Linked DNA regions of Mus musculus: region 1 is linked to region 2. A link is a loop called in an ENCODE intact Hi-C map of the cell type or tissue named here. Cell type or tissue: heart. All regions are shown on one strand. Each heading gives the region's core, and the rest is flanking DNA. Links, peaks and the distances in the headings are about the cores only.

Evidence for each region. A loop is a pair of places that touch in the nucleus more often than their neighbours do. Peaks named below come from ENCODE experiments on the same cell type or tissue, not always from the same donor. Only the 100,000 strongest peaks of a DNase experiment are listed, where the experiment ranks them.
Region 1: a loop joins it to region 2, with 1.9 times the contacts of the local background. A loop is called at or near these places in 4 of 42 quality-filtered maps.

The regions. Positions count from the first base shown.
Region 1 is chr11:31,843,134-31,851,628 of GRCm38, forward strand. No RefSeq gene overlaps it. Among named protein-coding and RNA genes, the nearest start is that of Gm39675, 10 kb to the left of the region's middle. In heart, for the core only: no CTCF peak of the experiment used is centred there; a DNase peak (open chromatin) is centred at 8,078; H3K27ac peaks cover 1,757 bases.
Region 2 is chr11:31,754,930-31,763,424 of GRCm38, forward strand. No RefSeq gene overlaps it. Among named protein-coding and RNA genes, the nearest start is that of Gm39674, 7.9 kb to the left of the region's middle. In heart, for the core only: a CTCF peak has its summit at 5,180; a DNase peak (open chromatin) is centred at 5,142; H3K27ac peaks cover 1,140 bases.

The DNA.
Region 1 (8,495 bases), core at 436-8,435, 88 kb after region 2:
AGCAAGAGGGGCAGACCTGTGCCCCCAAGGGGTTCCCTTTGAGAGAGCAAAAACAAGCAGGCAGGTTCTACTTGAGATGAGTCTTGCGGTAAAAATGTTCAGGTCTACAACAGGCAGAAAAGATGAAAGCACATGGCCACTGTAGTAAGGGAAAGTTCCTCTGGGAAGGTTCTATTTATGACCCAGAAGCTGTGTGGCGAATAGGAGTCAGCCATAGCAAGGACATCAAGGGTGAAGGTCCAAAGGTTAGAACTAACTCACACTGGGACACGTGTGGAAGCAGGAGCAGCATGACCAGAAGGGCATAGGATGATGGTGGACAGAGGCTGACACAGGGTCCAAGTAAAGAGATAGAACATCAAGTTGAGTTCAGGCCTGGAAGGTTCTGGCATGGGGGTGACAAATCAAAATGTATTTAGACGAGCCTTTGATGCTAGTGTGTCTGTGTCTGCATGCGTATGCATACATGTGCGGATGTGCATGCTTATGTGCACTGAAGTGGCACATAGGAGGCTGCATAGAGATCAGGGAAGCAAGGTGACACTGCTTTAGGCACCAAGGCAAGCAGGAGTGAGCTCTGTGTCCTAAGATAGGGGAAGATGTGGGATCCATTTGGAAACAAAGCCATCTGGACTCAGAAGGCTTGGAGATGAACGGCAAGGGAAGAGAGGACACTCAGAATGGCTGCCACACTAATGATTCCAGTCTTGTGCCTTGAACACAGCAGGTTAGGTATAGGGCTGTCTGCCTGGGCCTGTTGTAGCACAATGTGGGAGCACTGAAGAGCCCTGTTTCAAGACAGGCATGCCCCGCCTCTGCTCACATAGCAGGCAAGACATATCCAAGATAACACTCCTCTCTGCCCAGCGTCTTCCCGGAACACCAGCCAGCCAGGCCCTGCAGCAGCCAGGGTGCTGCGCTCTCTAGATTGGGTTCCTGGAAAAACTGTTCCATTATTGATAAGGAGCCCTCCTGACATCACAGCAAGATGAAGAAGCGTTTCTTTGCTGCCCTGCAGATCTGAGTTCTCTGGCTCAGCAGCAGGCTGGGGAAGGGACAGTTTAACCATGAAACACTGTCATCTGAAAATGCCAGAGAAACATAGCATTGTAATAACTCACATTTGCTGGACACTTGCTCTGCATCAGCCATCTCCTTCCAAAGAACCATGGTCCTAAGAACTCTTAAGACAAAGGGCCAAGTCCTCCCCACCTCACAAGACTAGAAAACTGAGGCAAGGGGAAGCCAGGCAAGTTGCTCCAGGTTACCAAACTTGAAAAGGGAAGGGCCAGGATTAAACTCTACACATATGGCTCCAGTTTGCGGCACCCCACTCTGCTGAATGGTCCCAGCCCATGTGAGAGGTAGGTCAGAAGCAGAAGGTGCTCTCTGCCTTTCCTAACGTAAAAGGAATTAGTTCGAGCTAGGGGGGCTGCTATGTGGTAGAGCATTAACCTAGCACGTGCATGGCCCTGGGTTCCACTCCGACACCACAGAAACATGAGTCAATGAGATGAGATGCCATGGAGAAACACTGAGCGAAGGCCATTGAGCCGCCTGCTTCACTCCTCTGAGTAAGGAATCATGCCTAAACTGGGACAGCTAGGAAGCAGAAGTACTGGGATCTGAACAGAAGTAATATAACCTGAGGGCAGAGACTCCCCAACTCCACTGCACATTCTCATGTGTGCATACTGCACAGAATATTAGTGTCTCAGTGAAGAGCCCCCTCACAAAGCCCAGTCGAATAATCACTCCAGAGTTGGGCTCCTGATGCCCTGCTGCTCCTTAAGTGTCTCATCCTCTGACCTGGAGTCAGTGACTTTCTTCTTGTAACCTCAGAAGAGAGCCTAGATCCATTCCTCTAACATGCCAGTGTGCTGCTTGGAAATACTGGCTTGTTCCTTTTTAGTTTGCTGGATCCCACACTTTTCACCCCCCCCTCCTGCCTACTGACTTTGGCTGGGCACCTGCAGACTAGTGTGAGGCTGGAGAAAGATCAAAAGGAGAAGCAAGCTGATTCTCAAGGCCAGTCTCACCTTTGCTATCTCTGTGGCCTGTTCTTTCACCACTCTCCTCTACCTACCATGTACACCATCTAAACTGTCCCAAAGAGGAAGCAGTCCCAGCTCTGACATACATGATAAGCTGTGTCACTGCTCTGACATGCATGATGTGGTGCATCACAGCTCTGACATTCATGATAAGCTGTGTCACAGCTCATACATGCATGATGCGGTGCATCACAGCTCTGACATTCATGATAAGCTGTGTCACTGCTCTGACATGCATGATGTGGTGAATCACAGCTCTGACATACATGATAAGCTGTGTCACTGCTCTGACATGCATGGTGTGGTGAATCACAGCTCTGACATACATGATAAGCTGTGTCACTGCTCTGACATGCATGGTGTGGTGAATCACAGCTCTGACATACATGATAAGCTGTGTCACAGCTCATACATGCATGATGCGGTGCATCACAGCTCTGACATTCATGATAAGCTGTGTCACTGCTCTGACATGCATGGTGTGGTGCATTACAACTCTGACATACATGATAAGCTGTGTCACTGCTCTGACATACATGATACGCTGCCTCCTACTCCCATATTCTAGGTCAGGAAATGTGAGAGTTTGGGCCTGGAAGGGGACAAAGAAGGACTAGATGCTGAGCTGCCTTTAACTAGCTTCCTGCTTGGAAAGGAAGGTAAGGAGTAACCTGAGACAAGGGCTGCCCCACAGGGCTAGAGAAAGAGCTCTAAGGACTCAAAGGAAGAAGAAACACTTGTCATGCAAAGCCTTAGGTTTTAGAAAGCAGTCTGGAAATAAGACTCTCCCTGCCTGCCTCCCTATCCCAACCCCACACCACCTACCACGGTCAGGAACATGATTTTCTAGACCAGATCCAAATCTTCTTTGAATCCTTAGTAAAATAAAGCAAAAAATGATGAGCCTAGGTCTGGTCCCACCCAAGGACAAGAGCCAGACAGGCAGATATGCCCCGAGAACAACTCCCTTATCACCGCAAAGCCATTGTCTCCAAAACACAACTAACATATATGGGGAATGGGCATATATGGACCCTCATGTATCATGTATCATGTATCATGTATGTCAGAGCTATGCGTGCCTCCTCTTTGGGGCAGTGTAGACGGAGGACACAATAGGTGAGAAGATAGAGGTGAATGCAGGTTGTGTTCAACGGGGAGCCGCTTTCAGTATTTATCCTCTCTTTACAGTTTTAAAGTTGTTTGTCAGTGGTGGGAGGCAGTGCAGGCATGTGGACCACTGCTCCTCTGTGCAGGTCAAAGGACAAAGGACAACTGTTGGTTCTTCCACTAGGGATCCAACTCAGGTCCTCAGACTTCCACACTTCCACACTACTCAGACATCTTACCTGCCCCTGTTCTCTCTGTCTCTGTCTTTCTCTGTGTCTGTGACTATGTCTCTCTGTCTCTGTCTCTGTCTCTGTCTCTGTCTCTGTCTCTCTCTCTCTCTCTCTGTGTGTGTGTGTGCGCGCGTGCGCGCGCGTGATTCTTCTAAGACAGGTGGATGTCACTGGCAAATATTTTGGCAGCTCCATTTCAGATCACCCAAGGGGGATGCACTTGACAATTTCATTTCAACCATTCCTCAGAAGAAACTGCCAGCAATGTATGTGTTCTGAATTAATGGAGAAAGCCAAATGTGACATCACCAGGCTCTTGTCTCTAAAGTAGAACCAAGACCAGCGCCAGCATCCACCTTACTGGATCATCGCAAGCTCATGCCGCATAATGGGTTCTAGTTAGGCAGACACTATGAATGCTCTTGTTGGCAGTGTGCTCAGAGGAGATGAGCAGTTTGGGCATCAAAGACATTTAGACAAAAAAAATAAGTGCTAGTGTTCTCCAGCACAGGGGAGGACTGCACCTCACAACGGTCCATTGTCTGGTTTATGAATAAGTAGTGGAGAGAAGCTCAAAGGCCCCAAACAAAATAATGACAGAAAGGGAAACAGAAACTCCCTGATCAGTTCACATGGTGTGCATGTATTGAGACATCACACCACAGCCCCTAATTATGGACAACTATGTTAACTGAAATTATTTTAACTCGGTTTTAGAAAGTGGAATGACAACTGCCAGCAAGCCAGCACACTCAGTGGTAGGCTCAGAGATGCACAAAGCACGCTGCAGACTCTGGGGGACTCATTCATGCCGTCAGCCCATGCATATGCATGAAGTAACTGTTCAGTGACCAATCCAGAGACGGCTTCAGAACAGAAGAGGATGAAACATTCAATCAGGGAAGCAACCAAAAACCTTATTAAAACCCACGGTCTGCCTCTTTTGTCTTTCCGAGCCTTGGTTCCAGTGTTTATAAAAGTGAGGGTAAGATAAGTAGAGTGGTTATGAATATTAAATTAGAATACTGAGATGAGAATGGCCAGAGACAACGCTTGGAAAGTAGTAAGGGCTTAATAAATGCCACTCAGTGGGAATCTGAGGGCCACAGAAACACACACATAATAAATGCTTATTGGAATTCTATGGTATGTCAGCCTTGTGGCAGGTTCTGGGCATACGGAAACAAATAAAACATGGCATTGTGCGCTGCAGGTGCATCCCATACTTTAACTGGAAATACTTGCCCCTTTCTATCTATGGCTCCCGCAGCCATGGATTCAACCCAAGGTCAAGAATAAATAAAGAACAACAGTACTATGGCCAAACACGTATAGACTCTTCCCCATTTTTTACTTCCTAAATAATACAGTACAGTTACTATGTACGGAGCACTTACATTGCATGAGGTGCTGAGATAATCTAGACATGTACACAGGCACAAATATGTGGTTATATGTAGGTACTGCATTGTTTTATGTAAGGGACTGGAGCATGTGCAGACCTTGGTACGGGGGAGGGCTCTCCCAAATAAACTAAGGAATATCACATGCTTTATTTGTGCATATGAAACGAACACAAACAAATCCATGAAGACGAGCTGATTGTGAGGGACATAAGGGACTAGCAATCCTCTTGGGCTATCTCTTGCGTGGCCCATCAAGAGCATGGCCATTTTCAGACCCAACTCACTTTGAGTGGGTTAAGAGACTCTCATATGATATGTAAGGGACAGAAGGCAATGTCAGGCATGCCTTAGTTCCCTTTCTTCACAATACAAGAATCAGACTATTATCTCTGGGACCCCAAACTTACGCTTTGCCTGGAAATTTTCAGTTTCAAAGTAACAATAGCTTTCCTGGGTACCAATGTTCCTGAGACTTCCCCTCGGGAATTGTACCCAGACCCTTGCAGCCTGTGCGCTCTGTCTTCCTGTGCCTTGGGAGACTGCGACTTCCCCTGTAGGTCCTGGTGAAGAAAACAGGATTGAGAACTCTGATGAAATGAGGATGGCTGGGATATTTACACCCCCATCTTCTCACGTACAAGTCCACAATGTGTGGTGTGGGTCCCTCTGACAAAAGCCCTACTTCCTGCCAGGTGGCTGCCTCCAGGGTGCTCTCTATCCCTGGACCCAAAGGCCCAGGGGAGATGACCAGCCCCAGGGAATTGTACCCTGTCTCATGGGTCTCCCCTCACCTTTGGTCCACGTGAACTCTGTCCCCACGTGTGTGACAGGCGCACAGTTCCCATGGTCCATGTAAACTCTATCCCCACATACTTCTGAAGTTCTTGGTCTGAGAACAGACCTCTTCTTTATTAAACTCTCCTCACATTTTGTTTAATTTGAATGGTGCCATCTGTTTCCTCCAGGCCACTGACGGACACCTCTAGGTATCTGGCCTAGAGGCTGCTATGCCTTGTGCATATATTTTTGCTGGACTGGTGGAAAATAAGCCTGGAAATTTGGCCATTCAAATCTTCACACATCCTGTGTGCTGGTCAGCTGGGGCTGACAATTGGAGTTGTTTTTCTTCCCACCTCTTAGGAAAAGCTCTCAGGTCTGTTCTCAGACCAAGAACTTCAGAGGTATGTGGGGATAGAGTTCACATGGACCATGACCTGTCACTCATGGTGTTTCACAGGACTCCATAGCATCATACCCGCTAAGCTCCCAGGGGAACAGCCAGCACTCACTAAGGAGTTTGGATCCTTTCTTCTTCCATAGTTGCCTGGTTTCATTTCCCAAGGACTCCATGGATGCTGCTCTAAATAGCTGTTAGGCTCTGTAGCCTCTTTTTTTGTTTATACTTCAGCAATGTGTAGAAATGTCATTCTTATTTTTTAAAAATCTCCTACTCGTGCCAAGCACCTCAAACCATAGAGAAGACAGTGGTCATTGGCATGGTAAGGAGTCTAATTATCCACTTACTAACTTTTGGGTTGAGCCAGTTTCTTAACCTACCTATTAATGCCTCTATTTCCTTGTGTGTAAAATTGCATATATTACCTATCCTTAGATTTGCTAAGAAGAATCAATGGGTAAGATTTGAGAGGCGCCGATGCATATGGGTGAGTATACCCATTGTTCCAGTTCATCCCTATGACAGTCCTGGAAACATAGGAGACTGCCACAACTTTGCAACTTTCTGATGAAGCTTGGTTCCTACAGGCTGTTACTGAGGAGATGTTATGTGACCAAACTCAAGCATCAGAGTGTAAACTATATATTAGCAATGGCTGCTGGGTATTAGGTCATTACCATGTACCAGGAACCACGATAAGCACTTCATATGCAGTGTCCTGATTTCAGGTCAAAATGATTCCACAGAGAACCTGAGAACCCAAGGGTTAAGTTTCGTGCATAGGACCATGCAGAGAAAGGGCCTCCAGTGGAACTGCAGCCTAGTCTCTTGACCCAGGCTACCATGCTTTTAACTACCAGGAAAAGACAGAACCCACCAGGCCCCTCCACTTCAGGGATCCTCGGAAGTTGTCTCTGTAGTATAAACTACCATAAACCAGGTTGGCTTTCTGCTGTGACAGTGAGAAGCACAGCTTAGTGCTGAGGCTGGCAAGTGCAGCATCTGATGTAATCTGCTCTAGTATGGAATGTGCAATGGCTCACATTAAAACGAAAGATGGAGAAATAGCAGGAGCACAGGGATGTCTAGAGCTTTACCAGCTGAAAAGTGACAGTTGACACCAGCAAAGCTGATCACAACAGCCACCAAATGGAGACATGAGAGAGCCCTAACTATCCAGGCCATGGTGTCCCCAGCCTGCAGAGCAAGGAAGATGGGTGCTCTGACAAGGGCCATTCAGGCTCCCATGGCTAGACCCAGCTGTACAAGCAGCATCCCTGCCTTAGAGGAGCCCACCCAGAGAACAGCAGTTGTAGTACAGTCACCCTTTCAGTGTTCTGTTACTCCTGGCTCTGTCTGAGCTTGTAGCATGAAGCAGAACAGGGAGAGTCCGCATTTCCCCTTTAAGAAGGTTCAGTCACTATCCTAGCTTTCTTCCTGCTGCTGTGACAAGCCAGAGCAACTCAGCAGGAGGAAGGATTTATGTGGCTTCCACATCTAGGTCACAGTCTGTCACTGAAGGCAGACAGGGCAGGGACATGAGGCAAAAATGATAGAAGAATATTGCTTGCTGCCTCATTCACCAGCTCAGGCTTAGCTAGACTTCTAAGACATCGCAGAATCACTTGCCCAGGAAATGGCATCTTCCACAGTGACCTGGGTCAGTCTACAGCCATTACCTATTAAGACAATTTTTCACAGACAAACCCAAAGACCAACACGATCAAGAAAACTGCTTGTCTGAAAGTCCTTTCTAAGGCGATTCTAGGCTGTCAAGTTGGCATTTAGTGCTAACCAGGACACTCCGGTGGAGAAGGCGAAAAGTATTTGGAAAAGATGTGGTTTAGTCAGTTACAACACGAATATGGAGCAACTGTGGGTCAAACGTAATATGAAAGAGACCAAGATGAGGATAAAAATATAGGGCACCCGGGACAGAACACCGATGGGACCTTGAAAAAAGCAGTACCATGATAGCGGGGCTGGACTTTTGTTAAAACTAGCTCAACTGTGTATTGAAGCCTTCTGGTCCAAGGGACTTCCAAGACAGGCAGGGCAGTCTGGATTCCTCATCTGGCTCCTCCCCCGGAACTGGCTTTTAGCCAGGGCCACATGACTCTTCCCCTGGGAATGACAATTGGATTAGCAATAGAGATCAGCTGACCATTCATAATCTCACTGGAAGTGATACCTCCAACAGAACTGGGACTTCTCTTCTTCCTCTTTGTTCCCCTTTAAAATCTACACTACTATAGCCCAAGTGCCCCAAGTAAAGCTTAACACTCGCAGGTGCTCTTTCTGCATGTTTCAGGCCAAAGCGCTCTCTAAAGAGAGAGCTGAGGTTCCTTTAACCCAGGAGTCCATGGGTGCCCGTGCTGTGTAAAACAGATGGAAACCGTCTGAGGGACAAGGAGGAGAAGAAGGAGAAGGATGGAGGTCACGACAGGCTTCTAAAACACCTTTCAATACTCTTTTCTCCTTAAGCTAGCGTTCAGGTGTCTCGATATTTAAAACCACA
Region 2 (8,495 bases), core at 384-8,383:
AGGTGGCAAGGTTGCTCTTGGAGGTGGAAGTTTGGGTCTGCAGTCATCTCGACCCTGGCTTTTGGCAGAATCAGGCTGGGAGCGCGTGGCAAAAGAAGCTATCACATCATGTCTGGAAGCTAAAACAAATAGAGGAAAAGAATGGGGTCTGGGCCCCAGTACCCCGTTCAAGAGCACGCCTCAGTGATTTCACTTCCTCCCACTAGGCCACCCCTCTTAAGCCTCCACAAACTCCCAGTAATGGCACAGGTTGGCGAGCGAGCAATACAATAAGGAATGGGCCTGTTGGGGACACTGTAGCAGGAGGCTCATCCTAGACTTCACTCGCCTGTTTTGAACAGTTTGGGACGAGTCCGTTTGGGGACGATCTAGTGACAAGTGGCTCTTCTTACAGGCTCCAGCTGATGCTTCTGTGGGATCACCTGGCCATAGCACATGTAAGTCTTGTAAGTCCTTGGTGAGTGGAGACAGCTAATGCTACCAGAGCAGATGAGAGGGATCCCAAGCTGGCAGACTTTATTTACCCACAGTGGTAGCTCCAGTAGATTTGTCAGAACTCTTTGGCACCCTTAAGGGTGTCCCAGCCAAAGTTGATGGACATCTTCTGATAACGGGGGAGGACCTGTGGCAGGAGAGGACAGTGTGGAGGTGCTCAGAGGCACAGCCTGATGTAGGGGCCCCAGGGTGACACATCTCCCTAACAACTGAGAACAAGAAAAGACAAAGACAGAAAGGTCCTTAAACCCCCAATCTTCTGATGCCAACCTCTGCTTTGACATTTAAATGACGTCCCCTCTTCCTGTCCTTAGTACTGGTCCTTAGTAAGGCCACGGCATCACAGCTTCTTTCTCTCCTCAGACGTTTAGATTCCCTGAAGCTGAGTTGGAACCTCAAGTGGTGCGACCCAGGAGTGATTTGTTTCACTTCTGGAAACCTTATTTTCTCTATGAAACAGACAGAACACCTTTCTCTCTAGGCTCTGGGGGTGGGGTTGGGGCTGGGGGTTTACATGTGAGAGTAGGGATGAAGACCTGATTAGCCCTTGGCCCATGGCCAGTACTCAGCATGGCTCCTTCCCATCTCCCATGTCTGTCTCCCGAGCCAGTATGTGTGTGGTCTCTAGACAGCAAGACGCTGAGCTGGTAGCCTCCACAGAGCCCTCCTGCAGGCCTCAACAGGCATGACTGCCCCTTTCTTCCATGTGGTCCCAGCCCACCCACACTTCTTACCAGCCGGCCTGTAATTATATGGCTGCTGGGTCTTAGAAAGAGTGCCCATCAGCACCTGGCCTCTGCTTGCTGATGAGACCCCAGCTCCTATAAGAAACTAAGCAATGGTGGCTCTTCCCACAGTCCTCTTAGGCCTGAATGACACAGACAGATAGTGTGGGGCATTACAGAGGTGGATCCTGCCATGCCAAGGCTTCAGGCTTGGCATGGAGGAAAAAGAAAGGGCTTTGGCACTGCTGTCTTCTCCCATGCTGCCAAGCCACCAGTTAGGGTTCCTTGGCATGGCTGCTGTCATCTCACCATCTCAGCCTGTGAGTGGAGTGGAGAATGCAGGTGTCAACCAACATAGCACAAATCCTGATTCAGCCTCTTGCTGGCCTGTGTGGCCTTTGGCAAGTGACCTCCCTGCTCAAAGTCTCTTTCTGCCTAGCAGTGGAAGTGGGCCATACTCCAGATGCTTATGAAAATTAACTGGGAGCTGGGTGCAAACAGCTGCGTGAGAGGCTCTTCTGTTTTCTTTCTCTTGGTTCTGCCCCTTACTTCCTGAGTCGGCCACACTCGTGTCCCTCTCTACCTGGAATGACAATGTCTTGCGTGATTTGCTTAGCAAAGTCCCATTGATTCTGCAAGACCCATTTAAATGTCACCTCTGCTGGGAAACCTCTACTGGTTCCCCCAAGAAATTAAGTACTTTGTGTTCTGTATTCCAATAGTAGTTTGATCATACAACCACGCACTGTGTGTTACTATGGTAGCCGCTCCCCATCCCATCCTTTCTGCTCCCCATCCTCTCGTCCCCACCCCTTGGCTTGGCTTAGGAAACCAAGGGAGACTCCGCCTCTATTTGTTCTTCCTGGTAACTCATGGAGTAGGTCCTCTGTAACTCTCAGCTGAATCAGTGCCTGCCTGCAAGGAAATAAACAGGTGAGCAGATAAGTGCAGAGAATAAATATTCAAGGAAAAACGCAGAGGTCGAGGAAACTTTGTTCGTTGTCAACATTTTGCTTTCTTTGGGCTGGGCTGGATTGAAGGCTGAGGACTAGAAGGAAGTTCTGAGCTCACAGAGAAGCTTTCTAGGGGACAGGAGCCCCCAGGAGACCCGCTGACTGACTTCAGCCTTATTTTTCTTAACTTTCTCTGCCCTGGCAGAGGAGATTTAATAAAGCCTCAAGCTGTGAAGACTTTGGAGGCCCAACAGAGGTGCATCCTGGCTGGAGACTTGCAGGAAGGAGTCTTTGACCTAGGCTCCCAGGAACTGGTGACCCATGCATGTCCCTCCGTAGAGAGGGATAGGTCATTGATGGTAACCAAAGCAGTTGCAGCCAGGAACATGTCTTTGGAGAGGCCCCAGGGCAAGGACAAAGGCACTGGCTGCTAGGTGAACCTGTTACTACAGATGCTGTGTGCAAATTAAGAACTGGCCACAAACCTGTCTCCAGGAGCAGCCTGTGTTCAGTTCTCCTGGGCTCTGTGAGCTGTGCACCTGCTGAGCACCTGCTTGTCCACTTCTCTGATCAGCCCATCCCTCTGCCTTCTTCAGCCACTGACTGTCTACCTGATCTTTCTGCCTTCTTGGCGCCCTCTCAGCTACACCAGCACACCCATGTCTGCTTCTTTCTTCATTGAGACCCTCATCACCGGAAGGCTGTGAAAGGGTCAGGTCTTGGCACCGAGTGGTACAGAGTAGGTCATACATAGCCTTGAGTGAAGGTATGCTAAGTGAATGAGTAGACGAATGGATGGAAACACAGATGAGTGGGTCAGCTTGAACAAGAATGCTACTCCCAGTCTGACGTTCAACCTACAGTAAGGGGTTCCTTTAAGTTACCTGGAACAACAGCCCCTGGATGACACCCTGGAGGCCCTGGATGGACTCCAGAGGACACAGTTCTTCACAGGGCTGGGCACAGAGTATAAGTCCATAGTGGGCACTATTATAATGTACAGATGCTTGCTTGACTTACCATACAGTTATGTCTTCATAATTCCATGTGATGGTTTGAATATGCTTGGTCCATGGGAAGTGGCACTGTTAGGAGGAGTGACCTTGTTGGAGGAAGTGCGTCACTGGGTAGGTGGGCTTTGAGGGCTCCTAGTGCTCAAGCTCCACCCAGTATGGAAGAGAGAGTCTCCTGGTTGCCTTCAGATCAAGATTGAGAGCTCCCCCAGCACCATGTTTCTCACCATGAAAACTGATTAAACCTCCGAAACTGTGAGCCTGCCCCAATGAAATGTTTTCCTTTATAAGTGTTGCTTTGGTCATGGTGTCTCTTCATAGCAACAAAACACCCTATCATAAGTAGAAAACATAAGTTGGAAACACACTAAATCCACTTAGCCTTCCAATCCCAGCTCAGGAACACAGCCTGCTGACCCGAGGCTGCCTGGGAGCTGTATCCTGCTCAGCTGTCTGCCCAGCTTCTCAAAGGAGAATTGTACCACTTACAGCTGGACTGGGGAAAGATTCAGATTCCAGCTACAAAGCATCTTTCTTCCAAATACACATGGCTTCCATGCTGTCACAGCCTCTGACAGTCTCTAAGCTTCACTGTCCTCAGTTGGAGACACTCTGTAGCCAAATCTCAGCCGTGGCATCCCCTTATTCTGCACGTCCCAGGCTATGTTTCTTACTCTTTCTGAACACTTTTTCTATAAGTACAAAAGAACCATTAAGGTTAGCTACTCTCTGGGATATGGTAAAGACAGAGATGGAGTAAGGTGCTGACACACAGGAGGAACTAAGTATACAAACATCACCACATAAAACGTGACCCCAGCCCCTCTGAGGACTGGCTCACCTGGGCATGAACAAGCTTATATGGAATTCTATGCCACCTCAAGCCCCCCTCCCACACCGCTTGATGTATATCATCCTCAGCTAAGATTCTGGAGTTTGAGACTCCCTCCCATCCCTCTCTTTTCTGCCTACATCACCACCTTTCCTTGACCTCTAGTTATGGCCATGAAATTAGCAGCCATGCTGTGCAGTGAAGAAGAGGGGGTTCCTCGACTCAGGGCTTCCTTCAGACAGCTTTGTCCAGTTCTTACTGGGGAAACAATGAGAGAAAGATCTCTGTGTGCTCTGCAGAGCAGCCGACTGGCAGCTGCAGTCTTCTCTTCTAGCAGGGACTTTTCAGGCTTCCTTTTTTTCTCCTTTGAAAACATGGGAGCAGGCCCAGCCAGGGAAGCAGAGCTGAGCCTTGTTCTCTAAAGCAGTGCACGGAGTATGCTAAGCTCCCAAGCCACATCTCCAGCTCGAGAGACTTTAGGGAGCTGGAACTGTGTTGTATCCCCAGTGCGGTTCTGGTCACACAAATCTACGTTTAAATTTTGGATTCCCTGGAGTCTGATGGAGTCACTCGGGTTTGATGACATCAGGACATTTTAAAGCTCCCTAAATAATCCATCGTGCTGTCAAATGAGTCAAACATTGACATCAATAGAATTTAAGTCTGTGCATCTGGCCCTGTGAACACGCAGGGGTGGTAGGTAATAAAGCTGGGGAAGCGACAATGGCCCCAGGCTGAGCCCAAGTCCTCCAGTGTGCGGAGGTGGAATGAGGAAGAAGGGATTCAGTTGTAGGTGTAGAGGCTGAAAGAGCCTTGCCTCAACTAACACCAGCTCCAGCTGTTGATAAAAAGGTTTTCTCTGGGTCCAGAGCAGATGGAGGATCCAGATGGGTTCCTGAATCATCTCCTGCACGGAGGAAGCAGCGTAGCCCTGCTGGCCCCTTGACCTTTTCTCAGGGGAATCAATTGTGGATTTCCAACCTTCCAACCTGGAAGATAATGAATCTGTGTTGCTAAGACACCGGGCTTGTACTAATTTGTGACAATAGCAGGAGGAAATGAGAACACTCATGCTCTGCCCGAGCAGGCTCCTAGTCACAACTTCCTGTGTGCCTCCCTCCTCCCCTTCAGCCTGTGTGGAAGGCCTCATCCTGTTTGAGCACTAGGTGGCCTTGGGTCCTCCACTTGGTGTCTTTGACACAGTCCTCTCATTTGCTAAAAAACCTATAATACAATAGACGTCACCTGCAGCTCTAAGGGTAAACGGGATGACGTCTGGAAGGTCTCTTAGCAACCATGCCTGGCATGAAATTGGTGCTTGATGCTATTTTTAGGCATGGAACAGAATTCTAAAATTTTTGTTCCTGCTCTGGATGGGGTCCCAGCCTTCCCTGAGGGGACAGTCCCTTTCTGAAGTGCATAGGCTGAAGAGAGCTGACTTTCTCTTTCCCACCAGCCCCAGGGCCTCACAGTCTTGCCTGCCACCCTGACAGCAGAGAGAAACTCAACTAGCGGCTCAAATCCTTTTGTTGCCATTTCTTAGCTGAATGACCTCAAAGGAGTGAGCCCACCTCTCTGAGCCTTCTTGCCTCCTTTGTAGAGAACTCATTGTGCGGCCTGGCCCAGGATGTTGGTGTAAGGGTGAAGTATGCTCAGTGTGACTGGGTATATGGCAGGTGTTCAGTAACCAGATAAACTGTCAGTCTCCCTAAAGGAGGAGGGGCTTCCTCTGCCCAGGTTTGGGTGCTTCCAAGTCCCACACGGTTTGCAACCCCATGATAATAATGATTTCTCAGGCTTACAGATTCACTAGGGCTTCAAATGGGATTATAACAAAGAGGTGTCTTGAAGCCTGAACTCTATGGCCTGGAGTTTAAACTCATCAAATAGATTCCAGAAGAGCCTTTCCCAAGTAGATTGGGTAGGCCCCAAGAGCCCAAGACTTTCTGGAACTTTCAGAAGCATCTCCCACTGAGGCTTCCCGCAGAATCCAATTTTTCACGGTAAGCAAACAAGACTCTCAATGGAGCAAAAGAAGAGCATTTTACTCTCGATGCCAGCTGCTCAGACCCATGCAAGTGAGTTCCCGCTTCCTGCCTGGACCTCCAGCTTGTTAGATTTAAACAAATGAAAATATTAAATGCTCAATTTCAGATAAATAACAAGTAATTTTTAAGGAGTAAGTAAGTCTCAAGTACTGCATAGGACATTTAGCTGCTCCACCTTAACCATGCCTGCCAGAAACTTGTAAAGTCAAATTCAAGGCCCCGCTCGCAGGGGAAGTGAAGTTGCTGAACTCTTTCTCAGGCAAGAATGTGACAACCCAAACTCAGAATGTCTCTATCAGATGTGCCCCAGTTCTGAAAAGCAGCTAGGGACCCTTCATCTTCAGCATAAGAATAACCAGTGTGTGCACGGGTGGGGGTGGGAGGCCAGAAGACGCGTATTTTGGTAGTAATTGTTGCTGCCTCCCAAGCTAGTCAGGGACTCAATTGTCAGAGTTACCCAGAGGCAGATGGCCAGGCTCTAGAGTTATGAGACTCTTAATTCCCCCCACCCCTCATCTCTTTCCACAGTGACATTTGCAATATCTGTGAATGAAGTTGCATAAAATGCATGTGCAGGAAGGTGCCAGTAGCAACTATCCCTGTTTCTTAGTCCGTTTTCTGTTGCTGTAACAAAGTACCCGAGTCTGGTAATTCTAAAAGAACAGGTTTATTTGGCTCACAGTCCAGAAGCTGAGTGGTCTAAGAATTGACCTGGCATCTGGTGAAGGCCTTGTGCTGCCTCCTGAATGGTACATGGCACCTCATGACAGACGGGAAAACACAGTCTGGTTCTTCCCTTTCTTCTAAAGCCATCAGTTCTGTCTTGCTGGCACCACTCTCAGGCCCTCATCTGATACTAATTGTCTGCCAGAGACCTCACCTCCCATGATACTGGCATATAAATTTGGGGTGGTGTGGGGAGGCAGGGTGAGTTTATAGCACTTGAACTTCAGAAAGACACATTGAAACCACCACATTTTAGGCATGGATTTCGTTGTCAATCATTTTAGAATCTGTGTTTTCCCCAGCAGACGGGATTGTTCTCTAGAAAGAGGCAAGATGGGAACTCCTCTACACATATATATAGTTCCCAGGTGGGCACACCTCTGTTTAGTGTTCAGCAGGCCCATTGTTACAGGATATTTACCTATTTACCAAGAAGCCATGTTGGAACTTCAGCCTCTTGCCTCTTGGAGGCAGATTCCAGGGTCCCAGAGTACAACATGCTTTCCTGCTTCTGCTGGCGCTGGGCTTGGGAAGGCGCTCCCACACATTCTCCGCCACACTAGGTGGCCCCTGTGGGGTGACCTACAGGTAAGGTACGGAGGCAGGCAGCCCCTATGAGGAGATGTCTCTGCAGGTCTTTCTGCAGAGGCAGAAACAGCAGCTCAGAGCAAGGACTGGTGTTGAGCCTCTGCTGCATGCCTGCAGTTCACATCTTACTGCTCAGAGCAAGGCTTTCTTCTTGCTGCTTCCAGGAGCCACAGACACAGGAGATTAAAATAGTCTCATATCCACGATCAACCCTGTTCCTCCTCTTTGAACCGCCTGAAGGTTCTTAGCCTCTGTCAAGGTACACTCGAGGTCAAGACGATTCTTTGCTGCTGGGGCTACTGTGTTTGGAAGCTGGGGCTACCATGTTTGGAAGTGTCTTAGCCCCTAGATGCCAGTGATCCTGCCACTGTTTTTTGTTTGTTTGTTTGTTTGTTTGTTTGTTGCCATAGCCACAGAAATGGCCAGCTCTCTCAGGGAAGCTGCATGGCAGAACTGGCCTGGCTAAGAGGCCATGCCATAGAACCGTCACTGCTAGGAGTTGCTCAAGAATCTTTTTAGACTATTTCTAAGCCTTTATTTAAAAACAAATGCAGATGACTTTAGATGTATACAGTTCTTGACCAACTTGCTTTTTTGCATGACAATAAATCTTGGTCCTCATTCTGTATCTGTGCCCTGAATGTCTCCTGGAACAACTTCATGCAATCACTGTCTTCTGTGGCCGATGCTTTGATTGGTGGACTTGACAGTCCCCTGACAACACCTTTGAGTTGATCCTCTCCTAGGGTTTTGCTGTTAGCACCCTGATCTGCCCCCTCAGCACCCTTGCCTGAGCAGGGACTAAATTCTTTTGTGTGTGTTAGTGAGTATTATAGAGGTTATGCACATGTGTAGACATGCATTTGGCATGTGGAGGGAAGGTGGACCGCAGCTGTCTTCCTCAATTGCTTCTCCACTATTTTTTTTTTTGAGACGTGGTCACGCACTGAATCTGGAACTCACCGATTGGCTAGCCAGTGAGCATGGTCTTCCAGCCTCTGCCCCACCCCTGCCATCTGAGCTTGGTTTTGTTGTTTGTTGGTTGGCTTGTTTTTTACAGGGAGGTGGTGGATTTGATCTCAGATTCTCAAGCTTTATCAACTGAGCTCTCTCCC